Regions from separate parts of the Homo sapiens genome. Here regions 1 and 3 are each linked to region 2. Evidence: chromatin loops called from intact Hi-C (ENCODE). Cell type or tissue: PC-3. All regions are shown on one strand.

What was found. A loop is a pair of places that touch in the nucleus more often than their neighbours do. Peaks named below come from ENCODE experiments on the same cell type or tissue, not always from the same donor. Only the 100,000 strongest peaks of a DNase experiment are listed, where the experiment ranks them.
Region 1: it touches region 2 in a loop (2.3-fold over the local background); 12 of 110 quality-filtered maps call a loop at or near these places.
Region 3: it touches region 2 in a loop (12-fold over the local background); 2 of 110 quality-filtered maps call a loop at or near these places.

The regions. Positions count from the first base shown.
Region 1 is chr10:62,790,027-62,798,026 of GRCh38, forward strand. It overlaps LOC124902437 (a long non-coding RNA gene), which reads right to left and starts at 4,382. Exons shown (of 2, transcript XR_007062156.1): 1 at 4,267-4,382; 2 at 3,178-3,948. In PC-3, a CTCF peak has its summit at 4,929; a DNase peak (open chromatin) is centred at 4,525; H3K4me3 peaks cover 475 bases; H3K27ac peaks cover 766 bases.
Region 2 is chr10:62,728,489-62,736,488 of GRCh38, forward strand. No RefSeq gene overlaps it. Among named protein-coding and RNA genes, the nearest start is that of ADO, 72 kb to the right of the region's middle. In PC-3, no CTCF peak of the experiment used is centred here; DNase peaks (open chromatin) are centred at 4,643, 5,663, 6,503 and 7,433; H3K4me3 peaks cover 2,905 bases; H3K27ac peaks cover 4,879 bases.
Region 3 is chr10:62,380,796-62,388,795 of GRCh38, forward strand. ZNF365 (zinc finger protein 365) reads left to right here. Exons shown (of 5, transcript NM_014951.3): 3 at 7,601-7,781. Among named protein-coding and RNA genes, the nearest start is that of ZNF365, 10 kb to the left of the region's middle. RefSeq lists an enhancer at 2,821-4,020. In PC-3, no CTCF peak of the experiment used is centred here; DNase peaks (open chromatin) are centred at 1,206, 3,476, 3,876 and 4,196; H3K4me3 peaks cover 2,416 bases; H3K27ac peaks cover 7,587 bases.

The DNA of each region.
Region 1 (8,000 bases), 62 kb after region 2:
CATTTCAGGGTCGCGCAGAGGAGAGGAGGCACCGAGGCAATCCAGGAAGGAGCAAAGACTCGCGATCCGGAGAGAATGGTGGCACTGAATGCACAGTGAGGAGGGGGTTTCTGGAAGAAACGTGCCAAATGTTGAACAGAGAGTGAGGCAAAGTGAGCATCTCTGGGTGTGTGTGAGGGGGGCATTGAGATAGACGGAAAGTAAGATAGTGGAAGGGACCACAGTTGCAGCACAATCAAGGCTATTTGCTGACACTGAAGGAGAACTGTTAGGCAAGTTTCCCCGCGCTGCATTTTTGTCCTAAATGCCACCCCAGAGTGGTATCTTCCCAAACCACACCCAGCTCTGACGCATGACGGCTGACACCTGAGTTTCCAAGGTCTCGTGGTGATTAATATGCTCATTTCCATGGTGATATTTTTTGGATCTTCACCTAACTCTCCTTTAAGGGTAGAATAAGGACTAGTTAGATAATTCCCTCGAATTCCAAAGTTATTCCAAATTCTCAGGTAATCCAAGTTATCACAGCTGCACTCAATTCTCCCATCCACTGCTGGCTATTCCGGGAGCAGCCTTCCCTGATCACCTAGGAGGGACCCAGGATAGAGCCTGGCTTCACTGGGGGACCCCAAGGTACCAGCAGAAGATGTGAGAGGGAAGCAGTCTCCTTCCAGGACCTTTTCTCTGCTTCTGGTAAGGCCTGACACCTAGGCAGTCACATGCATGGGGCAAGAGTGCTCTCTGCTTAGACAGTCAGTGACTACAGCCAGGAGCTAGAGCATTTTGAGGGGCACCCCTCACCAGGGATGGGAGAGATGGGGAGGTGCCAGTGCCATCACCAATCACAAATTCTCAGATTGGTTAATTTCTTTGACAGTTCATTTTAATGCTTTGTACATGATGCTGAGACATCTAAAATAAGACAGCTTTTCTCTCCTCGTTTTTTATTAGGAGAAAAGGGGAAAGCAATCAGAATCCATTCTTCTCAGCACTTGGGCAAAGCACACATTAAAGCACCTCCACGTCAGATTCCCTTTCCTCCTCTGCAGTGCTGTCCGTACTTCTCCAAAACATTCCCCAACTATCATCCCTTCTAGGAATGTACTCCAGAATATGCCCTTGAAGAGGACAAAAGGCATAAGCCCCACAGTCACTAGCATGTGCTAACATACTCATGGGTTCTGTCATCCTGGGTTCATCCTGTTATCATCCTGGGTTCTGTCAAAAATACATTAAGTAGATGTAGTCTTCATCCTCAGGAAATGTATAAGCCAACACAGGAATATAGTTTTCAAGGTTTGCTCATCCCCCTGCCTCTCTGGTCCCTGCCCCTAGCGGTGAGGAAATGGCCCAGGTGGCTGTGCCTTGGCTTCCCACGCTCGGCCTGCGCTCCTAGGCTTTTGCCGCTTCACCTCTTTTTGGTTTGGTGACCATATTCTTCAACCCCAGTAAGACACTGGGATCTATTTTCATAGATCCCTATATGTATATTTTTTGGGGGACAGGGTCTCACCCTGTCGCCCAGGCTGCAGTAAAGTGGCATGATCATAGCTCACTGTAACCTCAAATTCCTGACCTCAAGCAGTCCTCCCATCTCAGCTTCCCAAAGTGCTGAGATTATAGGCATGAGCCACCACACCCAGTGATCCCTCTACTTTAAGAGGAAAACAGTCTAAAGCAAGTTATTAAAAGGTGAACACTCATATGGCCATCTGTATTAGTGTTCTATTGTGACTATTAGTAAGAATAAAATACTATCTTTATGTGAAAGCTTACAGGAAAATCTGAGTAGAGAAAAGAAAGGTAAAAACAAAATGCTAGATTGGGGAAGTTATGCCAAAAGGGACAACTGTGAAATCTGTCAGTCAAGTATAATATCATGACAACTGCTTACATGATACATGTAAGTCAAACTACAAAAGAGGAGCCACTTAGTCCAATTTGAGGCAAGGAACCTAAAAAAAAAAATATGAGGTTAATGCAGAATGTAAACTGCAGAATGTTATACTATTCAGCCTGAAAGTAAGAACTGGTGAAATAAACAAGAAAGAATATTTCATTTTATTAACACTAGGCGGGCACGGTGGCTCACGCCTGTAATCCCAGCACTTTGGGAGGCCAAGGTGGACGGATTGCTTGAGCTCAGGAGTTTTGAGACCAGCCTGGGCAACATGGCAAAACCCGTCTCTACAAAACATACAAAAATTAGCCAGTTGTGGTGGCGTATGCCCAGAGTCCCAGCTACTCGAGAGGCTGAGGCAGGAGAATGGCCCAAGCCCAGGAGGCAGAGTTTGCAGTGAGCTGAGATCACACCACTGCACTCCAGCCTGGGTGACTGCGTGGGACTCTGTCTCAAAAAAAAAAAATCATTTTACTTTTATGTTCAGTTGGACTTTTTGAAAATGGGCTATGTTAACTACTAGAAAGTATAAGATCAGTAACTAGTCGAGGAGTCTACAACTTCATATAGTAAGTGGCAAAATGTTTACATAAATAAATCAGGTTCTGCATGGGCCCCTGCAATGCAGATGCTTGTTGTCTAGTCCATCTGTGATCTGTGGTGTATTTTGGCTCCTTCGCTTTAGGAAGAAATTAAGAAATGAAGAAGCAAGTGACATTCGATGGGAAAAAAAAATAAACACAAACTATTCTTAGAGTTTGGTCATGGCCTGAGGGCCATGATACAGTAATTACATAAGAAAAGTCAATGAGAAAAAAACCCAGCATGAAAAACTGAAATCCCATAGCCTGAATGGAAGCCTAGTGTGGGGAACTGCTAAGGGATTTATGAAAATACCCTGGAACCCACTTCAGCATGTCGGCCATCAGATCGCCGTGTCTCTCCTATGTTTCAGAAAGTTCCTTTTTATGGAGCACTACTTCAGTGATTAGAAAGGTGTGTTTCCTAGTGAGGGGTGCTGAAAGGTCCAGGAAACAAACCATCTTCTAGGTCCAAAATTGCCAGTCACTAATGTGTTAGGAAACAAGGGAGGAAAAGCAGGCACCACACCTCTCAGGCCTCCCCGTTAGCACAGATGATAGACTTAGATACCTGTCCTTCTCTAGACTTTTATATTTTATTTACAGTAACTATCCAAAATTAACTTGGGACACCCAACATGAAGTGGCAAAGAAAGTGCAATAGACAACAACTACTACACCATCTATATAGTCTTCTTTACCTTTTTTAAAAATAGAGTTTATTTTAGAGCAGTTTTAGGCTCACAGAAAAACTGAGTGAAAGGTACAGAGATTTACCATATATCTCCAGCCCCCACACGTGCATAGCATCATCAACATCCCCACCAGAGTGGCATTTTGCTACAATTGATGAGCCTATATTGACATATCAGTATCACCCAGAGTCCATAGTTTATATCAGCATTCATTCTTGGTGTTGTACAGTCTATGAATCTGGACAAATGTTTACTGACATGTATCCACCATTATAGTATCACACTTAGTAGTTTCACTGCCCTGGAAACCACTGATCTTTTTACTGTCTCCATAGTTTTGCCTTTTCTGAATATCATATACTTGGAATTACACAGTATGCAGCCTTTTTAGATTGGGTTCTTTAATTTAGTAACATGGATTAAGTTTCCTCCATGTCTTTTCATGGCTTAGTAGCTCATTCCTTTTTATAACTGATTAATATTCCATTATCTGGATGTACCACCATTTATTTATCCTTTCATCTGTTGAAGAACATCTTGGCTACCTCTTCATTACTTTTTTTAAAAATAGGATTTAAAGATACGGTGAGGAGTGAAAAAAAACAAACAAAAACATGGCAAGAGCAACTCAGGCTACCCATCAAGAACTATAAAGAATCTCTTTAGTGCTTTCTACTTTCATCACTCCTTTTCCCAAGGTGATTGCTTCGTGTTCATCCGCCAACTCTTGATATGCAAGGTAATTTTCGCCAGGGTCTTCTTCCTGAAGGATCTTGTCATAAGTAGAACAGTATTATAAGTATATATTAATAACCTATATATACATATAGTTATATATTAATAACATGTTAGCTTTTAACTGAAAACTAAAGTTTCAGTTTTTGTGTAAAGAAATTCTCCTCTCAGGAATGTTTGCATTTTAACAGAAGGAACAAATTTCAGACTAGAAATTTCCAACACTATAGCAGCCTGTTTGGGAAAATCAAGTGGTATTTGGAAACACGAGTGTTTTTCTGGTGTCTCTCAAATTACTCCAAACTGGGATTCACCAAGGCTCTGATTTATTTATCTCTATTAAGACTTCACTTACTGCCTGGGCATAGTGGCTCATGCCTGTAATACCAGCACTTCGAGAGGCCAAGGCAGGTGGATCCCTTGAGCCCAGGAATGTGGGACCAGCTTGGGCAACATGGTGAAAGTCTGTCTCTACAAAAAAAAAAAAAAAAAAAATTAGCTGGGAGTGGTGGTGCATGCCTGTGGTCCCAGCTACTCTAGAGACTGTGGTGGGAGGATCCCTTGATCCCAGGAGGCAGTGGGTGGTGATCCCAGGAGGCAGATTGCAGTGAGTGGTGATCTTGCTACTGCATTCCAGCCTGGGCAACAGAGCAAAACCCTGACTCAAAAAACAAACAAAAAAAAGACTTAACTTACTAAAGTTAAGAATTTGGATCTAGACATCCAAATTCAACACTCTTTATTTGTTTAATATTTAAATGCTTTTAAAGGAAGAAGTTGCCAAGATCTTATCCTTTATAACTGATTCTCAACCGGGGTGATTTTGCCCCATATCCTGAGGACATTTGGGAACAGATGGACGTATTTACGGTTATCACAACAGGGTGGGGTATGGGAGTTAGTGCTACTGTCATCTAGTGGGTAAAGGCCAAGGATATTGACAAACATCCTACAATGCACAGGTCAGCCCCCCACTACAAATAATTAGCCAACCCAAAAGTCAATAGTACTGAAGTTGAGAAGCCCTTCTCTATGTGAGCTAACTGCACTAAAGTTGATACCTGGATAATATAAACATCAATGCCAGTGAAATTAGTGCCCAGCTTAAGAGTAAAACTGACCATAATTTATAAGGATCTGCACTATTTTCTTAACATTTCTGGAATATCTTATCCCTGGCTTTGATTTACTGAAATTACCTTTTCAAAAACACTCAACTGAATAAAATGAAGAGGGTTTATCTACTGTGTAGTTCATGCAAGTTTTTCTATTTTGGAAATGGAAGTAGTGATTAAAATTGGCATTTCTGAAACTCTAATTGCTAGTTGTTGCACTGCTAGGGGGGAAAAAAAAGAAAAATATTTCCAAGACCAGCCAGATGGGAAGTCTCAAGATAAGAAATTATAAGCCAGTGTTCATATTCCAACCAGAAGAAACATTCTGTTTATACATTTTAAAATTCTGCTTAAATAGTAAGCAATGCACTTCTTTAATGAATTCCTAAACAGCTATTAATTGGCTGACTAGTTTTCTAATACTGGGTTTAATCTCCCAAACCCTATTAGATTATTAATAAGTAGAACAGTCTGTATTAAAAAAAAACTCTGTATAATAACAGCTTTATAAATTTTAATGGGATTAGACTGGTTTCTGATATTGTAGGTGATATCTCTTTGTAGGTGTATAAACTGCCAGTAGAATCTCAAAATGTCCATTTTTCAAAACTCATTATGTTACCAGCAGTGAATCCGTACAAGTCTGAAGCAAACTTGATCCTTGACTCCTCAGAGAAAATAATTTGGCTGAGGAGCAGATGCAGGTTTAAGGCAGAGGGAAAGACCAAGGCAACTTTTAGAGTAGGAGTGAAAGTTTATTAAAAAAAAATTTAGAGTAGAAACAAAAAGAAGTAAAGGACCCTTGGAAGAGGGCCAAGCGAGTGACTTGAGAGATCCAAGTGCCCCATCTGGCTCTTGACCTGGAGTTTCATACATTGGCATGGTTCGGGGTTTTGGTTTCTTCTCGCTTGAGAAGAAAAGACTTCCCTTGGAGCAGGCTGTCTGCATGCATGGTGGCCTGCCAGCACTTGGGAAGGGCTGCATGCACAGCATGTTTACTGAATTTGTGCAAATGCTCATTTGAGGTGTTGTTCCCTTACTAGCTGACTGTTCCTAGAGGAAGGTCATATACCCATTAAACCACCATTTTGACTCTTAGTGCGCATCCTTGAGCCCACTTGCCCAACTCCTGAGATCTCATCAGGAAGCTGCTGATCACCAGATGTGGGTGTTTTCTTATCTATTGGGAGACTGCCCTTCCCTGGCACCAGCTGTGCCCAATTATTATTTTACAGAGATAGTTTAACAACCACCTGACCATCACCTGATGGTCGCCTGACATTCCTGGTGGGCAGGGCCCTTTCCTGCCCTGCTCATGTCTGCCTAACTACCTACTCCAACAATTTGTGATTGAAATATGATGAAGTCTTTCAGCTTACACATCCAGAACCAGAGCAACACAAATGTTTTCATGACATCAATACTCAGAGTCTTCGGAACACAATCTATATTTCTTTGGTAACTTCTGCTCTTCTGAAAGCTCTCTCTCCTCCCTTTGTCACTCCCTTTCCTCTCCTTCTTTTTCTCTTCTGCCATTCCCCTAAGAAACAGTAAATGGATGGAAAAGACTTGCAGTGGAGGTATGTGAGGAAAAGCCATAAAGGTTCCATCTGTCATCCATGAAACTAAAACTGCTCAAACAAGAAAAGACAGCCCAGCAAGGGCTTTCACTTACTGAAATTTATCTCAAATTTTCCAAACATAAGAATCTTTAAGCCACGAAGAAAGGCTTTTTTTTTTTTTTTTTTAACAGGGTCTTGCTTTTGGTAAATTTGTGTAACTGTTTTCTTTTATTCAAGTCTGCTGAAAGCTACTGAGTGAGAACTACAAATTGAGGTACATCTCTTGCTCGTTGCTTGGGTTTGACAAATAAAGCAATCATCAAAATCATGGAGTGTGCACTGTTTTTAAAAGCCCTATTTGCTTGACATAATATAGCAGCTGGATGGCTAGGCAAATAAATGGCATTACTTAACATAATCACTTAATGTTGTGCAACGAAATTCAGGTCTCATTGCTTTATTGCTTTCAAAGAGTTTAATGACAATGAAGTTGATTGTTAGTGTGAAGATATAAATTGTTCAGTAGTTAGAGTTGTTAATGGCAGCAAAGGAACACAAAAGAGGAAAAACAGGCTTTAGTAGCACAAATTCATTGCTAATTGCCTGTGCATTCATTATAGGCTGACCAGGGCTAATTATCTAATTAAACTAAAGCTCTGCTGCCTTAAAGAAATTTCTACGCACTGTGATGTTGGTTGTCAATTCCTCAGCATGTCCTGTTGAAATGTGTAGTTAACTCAAGTCATGTTTTGCTTTTCCCACTAGCAATACACGGCAGTCTTATTGCATGATAATTTGTGCTTAGAATGAAAAAAAAATTTTTTTCCTTAAAAAACACATTGTGGAAACTAAAAATAATGACAAACATTTTAAACAAGAGCTCCTGCTCATTTTACTCAATGATCTATATTCAGGAAAAGTCAATATAATCTACTTTAGAAAGGGAAAACACAGACATAAAAACAAGTCAAGTATCATTATATACATGCTACTGAGTGTTCTCTTCATGTTAAAAATACATTTAAAAGTGTCTTTTGTGATATCTGTGCAGATCATGGTATGAAATTAATCATTACAATCTTCAAAATTCATAGGTTTTTTTTTTTTAATGCTGGAAGGAAAGTGGTAAATCATCTAAACCAAATTCTTCAGTTTATAAATAAAGGAACTGAAGTTCCAAGAAGTGAAATGACTTGCCCCAAGTCACACAGCTGGTTGCTAGAACCAGGAGGAGAACTGGTGTCCTCGCAGTCCATTATTCTTTCCATGATAAGTCCTGCTGTTCCACTTTCAAATCGTACTGTTATTTCTCACACTTTCTTAAAATGCCAGAACAGAGCATCTATGTTATGTGGACAAGGTTATTTTTGTTTGTTTTTCCAAAAGAAGGCTTTGATTAGCAGCATTTCATC
Region 2 (8,000 bases):
TTAACAATAGTATAGGGTAGGATAATGAAAATCACAATAAAACCTTGTAACTACTGATATCCTACCAGGGGGTGTCAGAACACAAGAACTTTCAATGAGATGCCATATCTTTGAAGAAGAGAACCCTCCCCCCACTCCAGCGTTGAGCAATGCTTTCTCCTTCAGGAGCTATGTCTCCAGTGTTTTGTGGGCACCATGTGATGCCACTATGCAACCAAAAACTAGCTTCCTTAGTGGTGGCCCAGATGCTAATTTCTTTGAAGAGTGAATGAGTCATAATTTGTACCAGAGATGTTGCTGTAATTATAAAACAATGCAAGAGCCAGAACTTTTAATTGTTTTTACTTCAATAATAGACCTTGGGTTTCTTTGTGGGCTAGAAGCTAAGAAGATCAGCCAGCAGCAGGCTCAAAATCTGATGTCCTTGACTCTTTGTCATTTCCATTTCTGCCCTGAGGGCCAACAAGGTAAATTGTCTCTTTGTCTCCAGCTGCAGAGGGGTCTCTGGCAGATTCCTGCTGGGTTCCATGTGAAGCAGCATCGTACTGTTTTTTTCTCCTGAGCGCTGCATGTAACAGCTGTTCTGTAGAAGGACACAGAGGCCATCCAGTGAAAGAGGTTTAAATGATGCCAGTGGAATCCATCCATCTTCCCTGCAAGCCCAGCATTCCCAGGAATGTACCTTCTAACACACTTCTACCTGCCTGGTAACAGCATGGTGGGAAAATCCGTCTTCCTTTTCCTTCCTTCCTTCCTTCCTTCCTTCCTTCCTTCCTTCCTTCCTTCCTTCCTTCCTCCCTCCTTCCCTCCCTCCCTTCCTTCTCTCCTTCCCTTCTTCTTTCCTTTTTCTTTCTTTTTTAGCAGAGCCTCTAAAGGGCTTGGAATTCTTCCTTAAAGACTTCTGGCAGATAAATTAAAGAGATTTCCTTGACTTCTAGTTTCCACCATTGATTTTGTTGTTGCTGTTGCTGTATCAGCTAGGGCTTTGTAGTTTCAAGCTGCAGATACTGATCCTGGAAAACTTAAGCAAAAAGAAGAATTTATTGAAAAGAAGTAAGATAGCTGACAGAATTGAAGGAAAAACTAAAGAATCTGGCATGGAAAGAGAACCAGAGTAGATTTAAAAATCAGGTAGCAGCACCTATGAATAATCTTTTTAGGGCTCTGCAACAATCATTTTCCTTTTTTGCAATAACTTTGCTGAAAAGTCAAATTCCTGGAGAGAGAGTCTCATGGGACTAGATTGATTCAGCTGTCTCTGGCCCTTCAACTGCCTGGGGCTTGGCTTTCAGGCACCTTGATTGACAGATCCACCAAATCAGCTCCTAATAGAGGAGGGGGCGTTCCTGCAATGGTTTATCCACAAAAAAAAAAAAAAAAAAAAAAAGGGGAAAAATGGCATCAGGATGCTTTCTCTATCTGGAATACCCTTCTCCACTGCAGACCCTACTCAGCCTTTCAAATCCAGCTTGGACATCACCATGTCCAGGAATTGTTCCCTGAGCCAAACACATAACCTCACCAGTTGCTTAGTTAGGCATCCCACAGCCTCCTTGTTTCCTTCTCTTACTGCCTTTAAACAATGAAGTGTAATTATCTGAGTGTCTGACTTCCTTGAGGGAAGAAAGAATTTATTATTGAATATTATTCAATCTTCTATTCCTAGCACCTAGAATGTGCTCATCAGATGCTTCTTGAATGATCAGTTGGAAAGAAAAATGGATAGTAGTGAACAAGTTGGATCCTCCTCCATCCTCCCTCTGGCTGTCCCAGACAAAGTGAACATGTTTTCAACCTTATTTTCAACTATTTTGCTAATATGTACCCCAATAAGGTGAGAAAACCTCGAGTGTAGCCTTAATCTAGATGATGTCTGCTTTTAGTCTAGACTATGCCTTTGTGCAAATAGAAGAAGGCATCCACGCTACATGGTCAGATGAGAAATAGGTTCCTCCTTGGGCACCTAATTATAAGATACCATTTAGATAAAAATTAAATAATACACCAAACTTTATATTGTTAACATGATATATTAATATATTATGTATTTATATATATGTTGCTTATATATATGTATATTATATATATCTACATATTTTTTAAAACACATCAAAAGATGCCTGCTCTGGTTGGATGCAACTATGCAGACCTGTGCCAGGGGTATATCTTGGGGAGCAGAGCATGGACTGTGTTTCATGTCCCTGCACACCTTGGTCAGCATCTCTGTGAAGTGAAGGGACTACCCACGCACACATGGCCTCTCTGCCCTAGAAGAGCCCGGTCTGCAAAGAACAGAACTTGACATAAAGTCAAACTATGCATATCAAATCCATGAGGTACAGTAGGGAGTAAATAGACCCATAGGCATTATCTAATTGAAGAGTTAGTTCATTTGAAAAGATATTAGCAAGAAATAGAACCAGTTCTTTTCCATTTGTTTTTTTTAATTTTAAAACATCAAAACACAGAAAAGTACATGTATCTGCATATATGCCATCAACCACCTAGATTTAACAATAACATTTTATTACATTAGGTTCCAATCTTTTTTAAGTTCCCCTACACCAAATCACTGCCATCCCTGTCTCTTTCCTTCATCTCCAGATTGTCCTCGAGTGAGGACATGCCTGTCCAGCCCATGTTTGTTTGTGATACATTCACTATGTATTTTTATATAAACAACATGTGTCTTTAAAAATATATGATGTAGCTGTATATAACAAATATATAAGCAACATATATCATATATAAATATATAATGTATAAATATATCATGTTAACAATATAAAGTTTGGTGTGTTTTTTAAATTTTTATCTAAATGGTATTTTATAATTCAGATACTTGTATAGTTTGCTGTTTCTATTCTTATATTACCTTTCAGAGATCGATCCATACTGGTATATGTAGCTCTATCTCATTTACTTTAACTGCTGTATAGTACTGCATTACATGACTAATTCACAACTTGTCCATCTTTTCATTGATAGGCATTTAAATGATTTCCAGTTTTTGCCTTTACAAACAATGATGCAATGAACATATGTTCACCTGTCACTTTGTATACATGTGCAAGAGACTTTTAGCTTACATACCTAGAAGTAGAATGACTAAATCTTAGGATATATACATCTTCAACTTTGACAGATATTGCCAATGCACTCTCCAGCATAGACTCACCAACTTACACTCCCACCAGCAATGTATAAGAATATTTGTTTCCCTGCATCCTTGACAAACTTGGTTTTATCAGATATTATCATTTTTGCCAGCCTCAGGGGTTTGAAATCATATCACACTATGGTTTTGATTTGGATTTCACTTGATATTAATGAGACTGAGTTGTTTCTTTCTTTTTTCCATGACTGTCCAGTTCATATTAGTTGTCCATTTTTATTGGATTATCTTTTCCTATTAATTTGTAGGAATTTAAAACATACATCTGTATCAAGAATTTTTGCTATCTGTAGGCATTATAAGTATCTTCTTTCAGTCTGCAGCTTATATTTTAACTCTCTATTGTGTCTTTGTTGGCACACAAGTATAATATTTCAATATAAGTCTCTTCCTTTGGATGTATGCCTTTTGAGACATAGCTCTGATGTTTTAAAGTGCCCTATGTTTGCAACTCAAAGTTTTAAACTTTCCCTTTCATACTGAGGTCTTAATTCCATCTGTAATTTACCTGGGTATAGAGTATGACATAGGGATATTTCTTTTTTTCCATAGCTAATTATCCCAGCACTTGAGTAGTTCACTCTTTCTCTGCAGATTTGTGTTGCCATCTCTGTTATAAACCAAATTTCCATGTATTCATGGGTCTGTTTCTGGAACTTTTCCCTCTCAATTTGTCTCTCCCTATGCAAATACCAAACTCTTTAATTACTTTCAGAAGGCAGTTTTTACTGACACCTCACTATTTTCTGGGTGAGATGTGAATACCTCCAGGAAGGGTGATGCTCTAAATCAATGACAATGCCATGTGCATACTGTCCTTAGATTCCTTCCAATCTGTCAATCCACTGAGAGGAAATTTTGGTGGAGAAAATCCAAGGGAGATCCAGAGAACACAGGGCTCCAGGAAAGGGGAAAGGAGAGAGACTCAGAGAGAGGGTCTCTCAAGCAAGAAGCAAAACATAGCACCTCCAATTACTCAAACTTTTTCTAGGCTTTATCCTGAACATAGTTATATTTGCCCAGAAATAGCATATTTCAATATATAAATGTACCCCACAGCATTCTATAACACTTATCATAAAATCATAACCAGACCATAGCTAATATTTATTGGCACCTAGGCTAAACATTGATAGTAAATATGACTTTATTAAATCCCATAACGTGGGTAATTTCCCTGAAATATAGATGAGAAAATTGAAGCTCAGAGAAGCAGAGTGATTTGCCCAAGGTCACACAGCTAGTTAGTGGCAAAACCCAATCTACCTTCCTTGCTACTATATTCCACTGCCTCCATGTTGTAGAATGTACCACATTAGAGTGGGATTACCTGCTTTTGAAGGGAGAGAGTGAATCTTGTTTTACCATTACGTTCTCAACCCAAGCACTGTGTTAGTCACACAACAGGCTCTCAATCAATACTTGTAGACAAGAATGAATAGATGCATGTTAGCTGTGGAGTCTGTGGTTTCTGAGTCATGAAAGGTCTACGTGGTTTATTTAGTTGTTTGGGGGAGAACAGTCTTCACCTTACTTCCTCTGAAAGCCACGCCAAGCCTCTTTTCTTCTTACCCTCAGATAATGAGCTGAGTTACAAATACACAGCAAAGTCTTTCCACCTACACAGATCCTAGGAGTGTACAAATTGATTTGGGGGTGGGAGAACCAGGCACACAAAGGTCAGTGCCAGCAGCACTTCCAGCTTGGACATTTGTTTTCATCTTCTAGAAATAATATTCCCATTTCCCAGATGTTTCAGTGTCATCAGCTTTGTTTCTCAGCAGAGGCAACTGCAACTATTCCTCCTCATGAGGCTGCGTGCTAAATCTGAAAAGCGTTTGCAGCTCAGCCCCACAAAGATTGCTGCTGCAGTGGGGATTCCCAGCCAGCACAGAGCCCTTTGCTGTCGAGTGGATTTCCCCGACATAAGAAGTGAGTGGACCACTGGTCCCTGGGGGATTGTCAGCACCATAACTTCTTTGAAAAAAAAAGTATTTTGGGGTGGTGGGGTTGGGAGACAAGGATCTGTAAAGGGAGGCTATAGTGCATTGGGAACTGGTTTGGAAGACATGGCTCTCTCTTCTGCAGAACAGAATGGATTCATCAATGATGGCTTCACAGCAGTTAGGCCTCCATCACCAACCACCTTGGGTTAACTACTTTACCACCTCTGAATTGAGCTCAGCCTCAGAGCTTCTCAGGGCCCATGTGGGCTCCATTCCAGCAATAAGCATTTGGAAAGCTTCGCATCTGAGAAAGTGCCTCCCGTGAGTTATCTGTGCTAGGAACTCACATCTGCTGTCATTGTCATTCACTTGGATTCTGACATTGATCCAGAATTTCCTAGAAAACACTGTGCTTTCTGACTACTGCTGTGATCTGTGGCTCCCAGATCAGCTTTTACCACCAGCCCTTACCACACGCCTTGCTGTGGCTTCTTGCCTTGTCTCCATAAGCATTGCTCTCTGGAGCTGGCACATGACTTGGCAGGAAACCCCTGGCCTAGAAAAGTCTCCTTACTTTCAACACTCCATTCACTCATTCAACAAACATTTCCTAACACCTGCTATGTTCAGGCACTCGTCTAGGCATTGGGATACAACAATAAACAGGCAAAGTCTGTGCTCTCAAAGTCTTGCACTCTAGTGAAGAGGATAGAAAATCTGCACATAGATAAAGAGCTATTGAACATAATATTCTGTAGTAATGAGCAGCACCATGAAGCAAAAATAAACTAAGATTAGAGAATTGAGATTGGCCTGGGGAGGGGGTAGCACTTCAGAGAGAGGGGTCAATGAAGAAGATAACATTGAAAAAACCTGAACAGATGAGAGAGATTACTGGGGGAACATACCTGGTAAAAGGGCCGAGGGGGAAACGTGCTTGGCAAGATTAAGGACAAAAGTAGGTCAAGGTGCCTAGAAAAGAGAGAGAGAGAGAGAGAGAGAGAGAGAGAAACAGAGAAGGTATGAAAGGAAACAAGTGTATCATGATGTGCTCCTAATCAGCCAATCCTCTTAGCTCATGAGACCTCAGCCTAGATCCCCAAACCATCACCTGCCATCTTACCCAAATTATAGACACAAGCATAAAGAGAAATGGAAAGTTTCATGCATTTACCCTTTGCTAATCGATCCAATGACAGTAAACTCCAAGGAAGGCAGTACTAGGAATTCCTGAAGCCTATATGGGGCCAATGAACACTTAGAAATTAGATATGACTATGGAGTAAAGCAGAAAAAGGTCCCTTGGTAGTCCTGGCAAATACGTGGTACATGCGTCACCTCTCCCCACCTCCAAACCCAAGCTCACAAGCCCAGTGCCAATCAACAATGTCATTCTCATTCATTGAAATGGGATTAGTCATCCTGACAGATTATTGACATTCTGGCTCCAGAGTTACCTATAATGGTCTAGTTTCTTGAGATCAGACAACTATTAAGTATCTTTTGGCAACCTTCTGTGACAGCTTTCAGCCACGTTATAAATGAAGTAGCAAAGGAAATATGTTTATTAAGCTTTAACCTGAACCCTTTACATAGACTATAGTGTTATGTTTCAGCAAAGCTCATCTTTGATGACAGTTTTAATCACACTCAGGCCCGCTCAGGCATACAGTGCCTTCGACAGTCACCTACTCACCTCACTGTGCTGTGTTTGACACGTCTGCCATTTCTGAGTGATTCTGGATGTCTCACACTTTTGCTTACCTGCTTCCCAATCAGTACTCCAATTTTGCCATTCTTCCTGCACATGACACCAGGCAGTCAAACCATATATGTACTTAATTCTGCCAAGGATTTCTGTAATACTCTTAAGGTCTCGTGCTAATAATGGGAATTTCTGGAATTGTGACAGAACTTCTGGGAAGAAAGAGAGGAGGTCTGGGGGAGGAAGGGCTTTTAGCACTTTTGCAAGCATTATATCAGATAGGCAACCATCCAGGTAGGTTGCCATATATCATTGCTTGCCACAGAAAGCTAGTTCTTCTCTGCTTATGTCCAAAATAAAGGAAGTGAGTCTTGCCAAGAGCCATTTTTAACCATATCTGGGGCAGAAGAACATTAATGCACTATCTTGATGCTTTCAAAGCTCTTCTACTAATTCCACATGCATAATACCTCAGGGTCCAGGTGTCACTTGGGTGGACTTCATCCACACCAAGCTACAGGATGAAGAGGCTCAGAAGGGAAATTTCTTAATCGTGTATAGTACTCTAACCACATCCTGCCCAGAAAGGATGGGCTGAGCTGTAGGTCACTGTCCAATGCATCTAAATGCATAGACTATTTTTTTTGGTTGTTTATTTTATTTGGGGCTATGGACTTGGACTTTTGAGAAAATTCTCTGTCATCATTATCAACACAATCTTTCTTACACTTCAGGGAGTTTACTAACCCCACCCACACAAATAGAATGACTCATCCCAGAGGGGTCTGAGTTGGTGTCTGGAAAGACAGTGAGATTAAACAACTGCTTCAAAAAGCAATGTCTTAAATTGTCCTTGTAGCAATTGCCCATCGGAAGAAAGACCCAAAGAGAGGACATCCAGATACTATTTCATAGATATATTGGACATGTCCCAGCAGAAAACAATGGCATGCTCAAATTGTGTAATAGGAGGGTTTATGATAAAGAGACTCTTTTCAGAGAAGTGGTCAGGGTACAAGGGAAACCACCAGAAAAATCATGTAGCATTTAGTTCTGGCAATTGTGGTACTCCCCATACTTCTCCAGGCCTGAAAAGATGAGGGGAAGGAGCTATTTCCAAGGAGAGAGAGAATGGCGAGGAGAGGTCCCTGACAGGAGGAAGGAGCTATGACTC
Region 3 (8,000 bases), 350 kb before region 2:
CTTGCTTTAAGGTATCCCTTAACAAGAAAGGATGGACTTAGTAGCTAATTTGCTGGCTGAGTTGGTCCTGTGGGGTCTGGAAAATTTGAGTATAATAAAAGTAACACAAAATTTACATATACACTTTTCTGCAATATGTTTTGAAAAGTCCTGATTGAACATCTGTAATGTGCCCAGTGCTGTGTGAGGTGTGTGGGGGGGAACATAAAATGCTTGCTGTCTTTCCCTAAGGTGTTTGTGTTCTGTATAGGAAGAATAAGGGATACTCAGGAACATGCAAGGGGAGTTTTGAGAAGTGCCTCAATATAAGCCACAGTTTCAAGTTGGTAATACATTAGAGAACAGATTTTTATGTGTGGAGAGGCCACACTGAGGAAATGAGGAGGAAAGGCAGAATTTGCATTGATGGCCAGAAGAGAGTGACCTTGAAGGGGCGGCAGGGAGGGCTGCTAGAGATGGCCCCTGAGTAGACCAGGTGATTTCTGATTTGAGAACCAGAAGGTTGCCCCTGTTTCCTGCTGGATAACACACTCATTTTATACATGCAGAAAATAAGGCCTAGAGCAGGGGAATGACTTGCCCAAGGATAGAGATTTAGTAGCAACGCTGAACCTGGAATCCAATTTCCCTGTCTCTCTGCTGAGTGTTTTTTCCATTAGTTCACTGTGTCCCAGCCAGACTCCTGAAAATGTGATTTTTTTTTCCCCCAAAGCGTCAAGACTTATGTAATACTGAGTGTGGCCCATTTTGGATGGGCTTGCTTCTTTGCTATTTTGAGAGGGCTGCCATGGTGACATCATTTATTTTTCTGATGTGATTAAAGAAAATGTCAGCTGGCATCTGAGGTGTTGGGAGGCAGGGGAAGGGTGGCATCATCAGTGTGGTCATGATATTAAGCTTCCAGAACACCCAGCCCAGGGCTTTTCACTTGACTCTCAGATGTCCTTGCTTAATCGGGGTAGGGCTTTTGCCACTGCTAGGCTTTGATCACAATGAGAGGACTCTTTGTGATTCCATCTCTAATTTCCATCCTACTCCCTTGCAGGCAGTGACACGTAGAATCTGTTTCCCTTTGTCCTTCATCATTTGCCTCGTTCCAGCCTAAAGCCATGCAGAAGACAAATCTTTATTGAGTGTTTGCTGAGCAGCAGATACTGATCTAGGTTCCGACCATGGGATGGTAAACCAAAGGCATCCAGTTCCTGCCTTCATGGACTTTATAAACCAGAAGGGAAATTTGACATTAAACAGGTCATTAGGGTGTATGACAAATGAGACATAGAGGGGGTGGCCTGAGCTAGGTAATGCCCATTTAGGTTTTTTTCCAGAGCTGACCTTGGAATGCTGGCCTTTAAAAGGCAAATCTGATTTGGTAACTTGCTTTGCACAACCAAATCCTCTTGCTATTTAATTCATTCCCATTTTTTGATCAGCTAAAGCAGCGACTAAGCAATGTAGTGTCCAGACTGATTCATAGCTAGAAAGCAGGCCAAGAAAAAATCACATTGGATATAGAGGTCAGCGGGGTGGAGAAGGGTCTGTTTGCTCCACATTGTTGGTTCGTGCATATAAATGGGGTCCTCTCTTTTCAGGATGTGTTCCTTGCAGACTTAGAAACTCATATAGAATAAATGACGTGTCAAGCATATCCTCTCAGGGTTGGCACATGGTAAAATTCGGAAACCCAGGAAAGTTTTCAATTTCTATCTCTGCATATTCTCTTTTCTCCACTCCCCTGCCTCCTATCACATCCCCACTCTAGGCCCTTGGGACTCAGAATATAGTATTAGTCAACTTACAACCAATGAGAATAGTTTGATTTTCTCATTAGCGTTAAGGGCCAACAAGAGTAGAGATGGGCCATGCCTTAAGACGTGCAGTTGTTGCAGATTCAGGCCTGTGGTGCCGGAAAGAGAGCGCAGGAGCCGACTCCATGCTATGGGTTTGCAGCCAAGCTCCCTGTGCTCGGAGGTGGTCGACTCCTGCTTTGGGATTTGCCTTGTGGTTGACGTTATGGTCTGTCTGAGGTGCTCTGTGATCAATAGCTAGACTATTTTTAGCTGGAGGTATTTTTACCGTTTCATATTCCTCTGAAGAGGTTCATAAATCAGTCATGTAAAGTGAAATTTAAATAAGTTGGTAGAGCTTCGCCTTTGGGAGGAGAAGCTGATGTTAAAGTGTTTAAGAATAGAAGAGAGGCATCAGTTTTAGATCCCACCCCCTACTCCTGTAGGAGGTACCCGTAGGTTACTCATTGGTTTTATGCCCCAGTACTTGTCTGGAAAAAGGAAAAAAGAAACTTAAGGATCTCTGTGTTGGTTAATGATTTTCGAGTAGAGATATAGTTGCACATTTCATGCATTCAGCAGAAATGCATTAATCCTGTATTGTGTGCTGGGCTCAGGTTAGGTACAGGGGGTACTTGCAGACAGTGAAGGAGCACACAAGGTCCCTGAACTCACTGATTTTATGGTCAAATGGGGAAATGGCACACTGGTTCATTGTGATGTGCATGGTGATAAGGTACAAACTTCTGTGGAAAACACAGTAGGCCATGTCATGTACACCTGGGCATGTGTCTGAGAATACTCCCTGGCAAGAGAGTCTGAGGTTAGAGGAATAGTTAATTGATAATTAATTGTGGGGGCTTGGGAAGAGGAGGAGGAATGACCCTGGCAGAGGGAACAGCATATCCAAAAGTAAGTGTGGCTCAGTGCAAAAATGAAGGAAGTTAAAATAGACATAAGAAATGGTTTGTTGATAGTAGATTATAATACATGATAGGATCAACGTGTTGTCACTCATTAAAATGCATAGTTCAATGCCTGTGCAAAATTGCAGTGAGCACCACAGTGCGTGAACGCATATTTCCATTACTCTCTGCACATGCTTCTAGGGTGTATTGGTCACATGATAGCATGTCTTTGATTTTTCTGAATTAACCTGTCTTTAACCCATCTCAGAAGAAGTAACTGAGAGGATTCCATCTGTAAAAAATGAAATAATATTATCTATTTTTCAGACCATATGGTCATCCTGTAAATTAATGAACGCATGTGTGAATGGATATAACTGAAGGTTTGGCTCTCTGGAAAGGGCTTTTTCCCTCATTGCTCCTCTTCTACTGTGTTGGTTTCTGGATACCTATCCATCTGACAGATTTCCAGATCTGGAAATCATTCTGCATAATAATGAGCTTCAAGGTCAGTTTCTTATATTGTACTGGTATTTTTTTTTTTAGTGTCAAATATTGCTTTAAATAAGCATGTTTTCTACTGAAGCCTAAAACCTCTGATTTAATAATATTTGGCCTTTTTTTTTTTTTTTAAATAAAGAAGAAGTCGAAGATGGGGCCGGAAGTGGCTTAGAACCAGTTAAATTTCCCCAACACTGGTCTGCACCCACACCCTGATTGAGTTTCACTCAGGTTGGCCCTTATCTTCTCATCTGGCCTTCCAGCTTTCACACTGTATTCTGAGTCACAGGGTTGAGAACCAGAAATAAAACCACACAAGTCTTCTACTGTTCTGTCCGATAGCATCATATTATTCTTCTTCTTAGTCACTTTTAACTAGCTTTGTAATTACGTGTTTATTTCGGTATTTCCTTCTTTCATTGTTTGACTCTCTCACTACATGTATCCATTATATGCTAACGTAAATAACATATTTTTATGAAAAATAACTGTTTTCCCAAAAATAATTTAGTGAAAAGAGCGGTATTGTTTTAAAAGTTTATGTGTGGCTTCATAGAAGGCAGCTGGACTTTGGTAGTTCCACATTCAGTCTGTTGCAAATTTGTTGTTTTGGTTGAAACAGATGAAGAAAATCTAGTCTCCCACAGATACATAGTAGGAAATGGAGGGGTATTTTAATAGCCTTCTCAGATAATCATGGATATTTTGCTTTGATGCTGTGCCAAATGTGACAGTTGGTAGTTTCTTAAAGAGTCATTGCAATGTGGGATCTGAAACCATATCAGTGAACATTTTGTACTTTCTTACGTTGAAATCTATTGGTCTGTCTTGCACTTTGAATGGATATTTTATTGTTTGGAGTGTAATTATGAAAGAGGTTACAAATGCAATGTGTTTAACCCCTTTTCTTTTCCATTCAGAAAAACCCCAAGATTCTTTGGGGAAATAAGAGGTGGTTCTGGATATTCATCCAGACTGAACAGGATGTGAATGAACGGTGGATCTGAGATGTACACACATGATATTCCACAATTAGTCACTTGGTTTTGATCCCTTTTTCATCTAACAAAGATACCCTACACAATCTCAGTATGATGAACTTCTCCAGTCTTTCTCTTGTGTTTAACCTGTCTTTTAAAACAAAATCATAGGATACCATCAAGCTTGTTTTAACTGTTTTTTTCCACCCTAGTTGATGTAATACATCTACAAACTGAAATTAGGTTAGCAGTTTGTGCCAGGTTGGTTGAAAAATACAGAAGGTATTAACTTCTCAGCTTCAGGGCACAAGATAATTGGTTGAGAGAAGTTAGAAAAAAGATCCTTCTTTTCTGTGACATGGCATAACATTCCAGGAGCGTATTAAAATTAATATTAAAAATTAATATCAGCATTAATATTAATTTTTAAAAGTTTCATGTAGAAACAGTGGCAAAATATGTGATTGAAAAATACAGCCACAATCATAAAAGGTGTTGCATTCAAATTTGTTCTCTTGCTTTTGTGATGCTAATCCCCTGAGATTAAGCCATCAAATGTTGCTGTCTTCGCATATGCTAGACTGTATAGCATGAAAGCCCTGGAATGGTAAATGTGCACAGAGATAAATGACAGGAAAAAAATATACTGGATATTGACAGTAGTTGCTTCTGAGTGGTGGGATTTTGGGTCATTTTTAGTTTCTTCCTTGTCCTTTATAAACATTAATTACAACAAATACTTATTCAATATTGTGTGTCAAACACAAATGTGTTGAGTGCTGGACTTAGAACAGAGAACAAAAGCTGATTCTGTCCCTGCCCAGTTGAATCCTCCAAAAGGTCAATTTTTATATTTTCCTTAATATATGTGAACCATTTCCATAATAAGATGTAGGAAATATTGACCGAAATGAATTTTTAAAAATGGTACTTTTTTTTTTAACTTTTGGTTGTTTGCCCTGTAAGTACAGTTTGGAGACAGTTGCATCATTCAGTTATCCTAAATATCTCCCAGGAAATCTCTACAACAGGCTTGTAGAAATTTGGATTCTCAGACTCCAAATGAATTGAAGCCTTAATGTTGGAAATAAGAAGTAGTAACCATTTTCCTGTGGTGTATTTCCAGAATACTCCATCCCAAAGGACCTAAACCATAAGCAAGAACCATGAAAGGGCTGGGGATGCATTCACATGGGCCCGCCACTCGTTTGCTGCTAGTTAAAGTTTGTGGCTCATGTAGGAAGCAGATCAAAGTGAATGACGGTAGAGCTTAAAAATTGGCTTGTGTTCATGGCCTGAATAATGAAGACCTTGAAAAGTACACATCTTCTATTGAGGGCTAATATGGAAACATCTGGAAATAAACTTGAAACTTGACGATGAAAAAAATTCTTTTCCAGAAGGACTCTTATTTCTTGTGTGTGGATATTTCTTAGCTACTGAAAGATGATGGAATTATTATGGAATTAGGGTTTATGTTTGATCCTGGTTGGGAAACTAGAAAAAACAGGGGCTGGTATCACTAGCATTTCTTTGAGTGAATCATTATTAGAGCCAGCCTGTTGTCTGTTTTTATACATATGTAATTCCCAAAGTTTTGTAAGGATGTGTGATTCTATAGGAAGTGTCAGAAAAGTTTCAGTATGGCCATGTGTGGCGTAATGTATTTGTGAGAGAAAAATCATGACTAATTGTAAAAGTGGCACACTGACTATTAGTACAGAAGAAAAGAGCTGGAGGTCACTACCAGCTATTTTGCAAAGATCTTATGTAAAACTCTGACTTCCTGAGCTAGACTTCCCTGAAGTTCTACTCCCAAGAGAATTACAGAGCTCAGTGGAAAATAAAGATCAAGTGGAGGTTGAGAAGATGTAGAGAAGCCAATGAATTTAATTAACTGTCTAGAACAACTGAATGAGGTTGGATTAACAAAAATTAGCATTCACGAATCAAAATTGAAAGAGCCTGAAAGGACAGAAAGTAGAGTCTTTAGAATCTTGTGTAAGTTGAACATGGCAAAAACAGTGAGAGGCCATTCCTTGAAGACTGAGAGAGATTTTGGAGACATGTAAAGGAAATACTACCCAACGGACAGTAAAATTATGGAACTCATTAGCTCCCCTGGGACTTGCAGAACATACAAGGGTGATGACTAAAAGGATATTCATGGCTTCTTATTAAGTGAAGACAATAGGGTAGAGAGAACTCTGGCAATATACACCTATTCATAGTGGTGATTACTGGGTCCTTGGCCTAGGAAAGAGGGTTGGAGAGAGGGGAATTGAGAGTTGAGAGCAAGGTAGGAAAAGAAGGAAAACCGTGTATGTGTGCTTGGGTGGGTGTGTTTGGGGATGAGTTTGATGTTCATGAGGATGGCTACCAAGATAATGGTGGTGGTCTCAGGATAATGGAGTTTCAGGTGATCTTTCCTTTTTTATATTTCTAATGGGTTATTTGAATTTTTTAAATAAAGAGCTTATTTATAAATCAGAAAAAAATACTATTTTCATATTTCCATTAAAAATGAAAGCAAAATATAAGATGGTAATAAAGTTATTAGAATTTTTCTGGATTTGTAATCTACTTGTGAATTATGTAGATAAAGGAGTAGTTGAAGTATTTTGCTCAGCTTCTTAGGGGAGGGCAACCCATGCATTGCTTCTCTTATGTCAGCATTAGAATAGTTTTCCCGGTGGTCTTTGGGTTGACCTCGTGGTAGCTGTATGGGCTGTTTTGTTCTAAGCTCTAAGCTAAAAAATATACTGTTGGACAAGATGACTCATTTGATGTGCTGTTTTGGTGCTCAGCTCGGCCTCTTGCTCCTATACTTTCTCTCCCTGTAGAGTTTTCTCTCCCAATCGCCAGACTTTAAAAATCCAAGTCAGAGCTTGTCTTAAAAGCAATACATCCAATGGTTTCCCATCTCATTTGTAATAAAACCAGAAGTCTCACAGTGACCTGTGAGGTCCTACCTAGCTCCCTCCTCCATGTAGACCCCCTTGCTGTACCTCAGACCCATCTGCTGTCCCTGGTTTGCTCTTCCTAAACACCTGCATGGCTTCTTCCACAGGTCTCTGTTCAAATGTCACCCCATTCAAAAGGTCGTTTCTAACTTTGCTTTTTAAAATATTATTCACTCCTTTCCTTCCTCTGTCACTGTCCCCTTGCACCCAGTTTCAATTTTCTTAGCACTTATGACCATCTGACATATATTTATTTGTTTGTTTTATAGTGACTATCTTCCTCTATTAAAATACAGTCTGTAAATGTAATCACAAAGAGGTGATTACCTCTCTCGTCATTGCCATGGAGTACTGCCTAGGGTGTTAACTGACAAATAGTAGGCACTCAATAAATATGTGTTGAATGAGTGAATTCCTTGCCTTATATTTCCCTTTTGTGTTCTGACATTTTTGCCTTGCAGAGAAGTTGTCACATTCAACCATTTCCTGGAAGCGGCAGCTGAGAAGGAGGTTCAAGGGAAAGCCCGGCTCCAGGACTTTATTGAGAATCTGTTACAGCGGGTAGAACTGGCGGAGAAGCAGCTTGAGTACTATCAGAGCCAGCAGGCCTCTGGCTTTGTCCGTGATCTCAGCGGGCACGTGGTGAGTCACCCCGGGCCAGCCACCGAGTGTAAGATCCCTGTGGTTGGTGAGAATGGGCTGAGGACAGAGAAAAGGGAGCTGGGTGACTTGCAGGGACTCTCTAGACATCATTTGAGAGCACTGCCTGGGCCATGCCTGTATTGTGGAAATGTTACTGGGGAGTCCAGGACGCCTGGAAGTAAGGTAAATGCTGCATGTGCCGTTTTCAGTCGCTCTTCA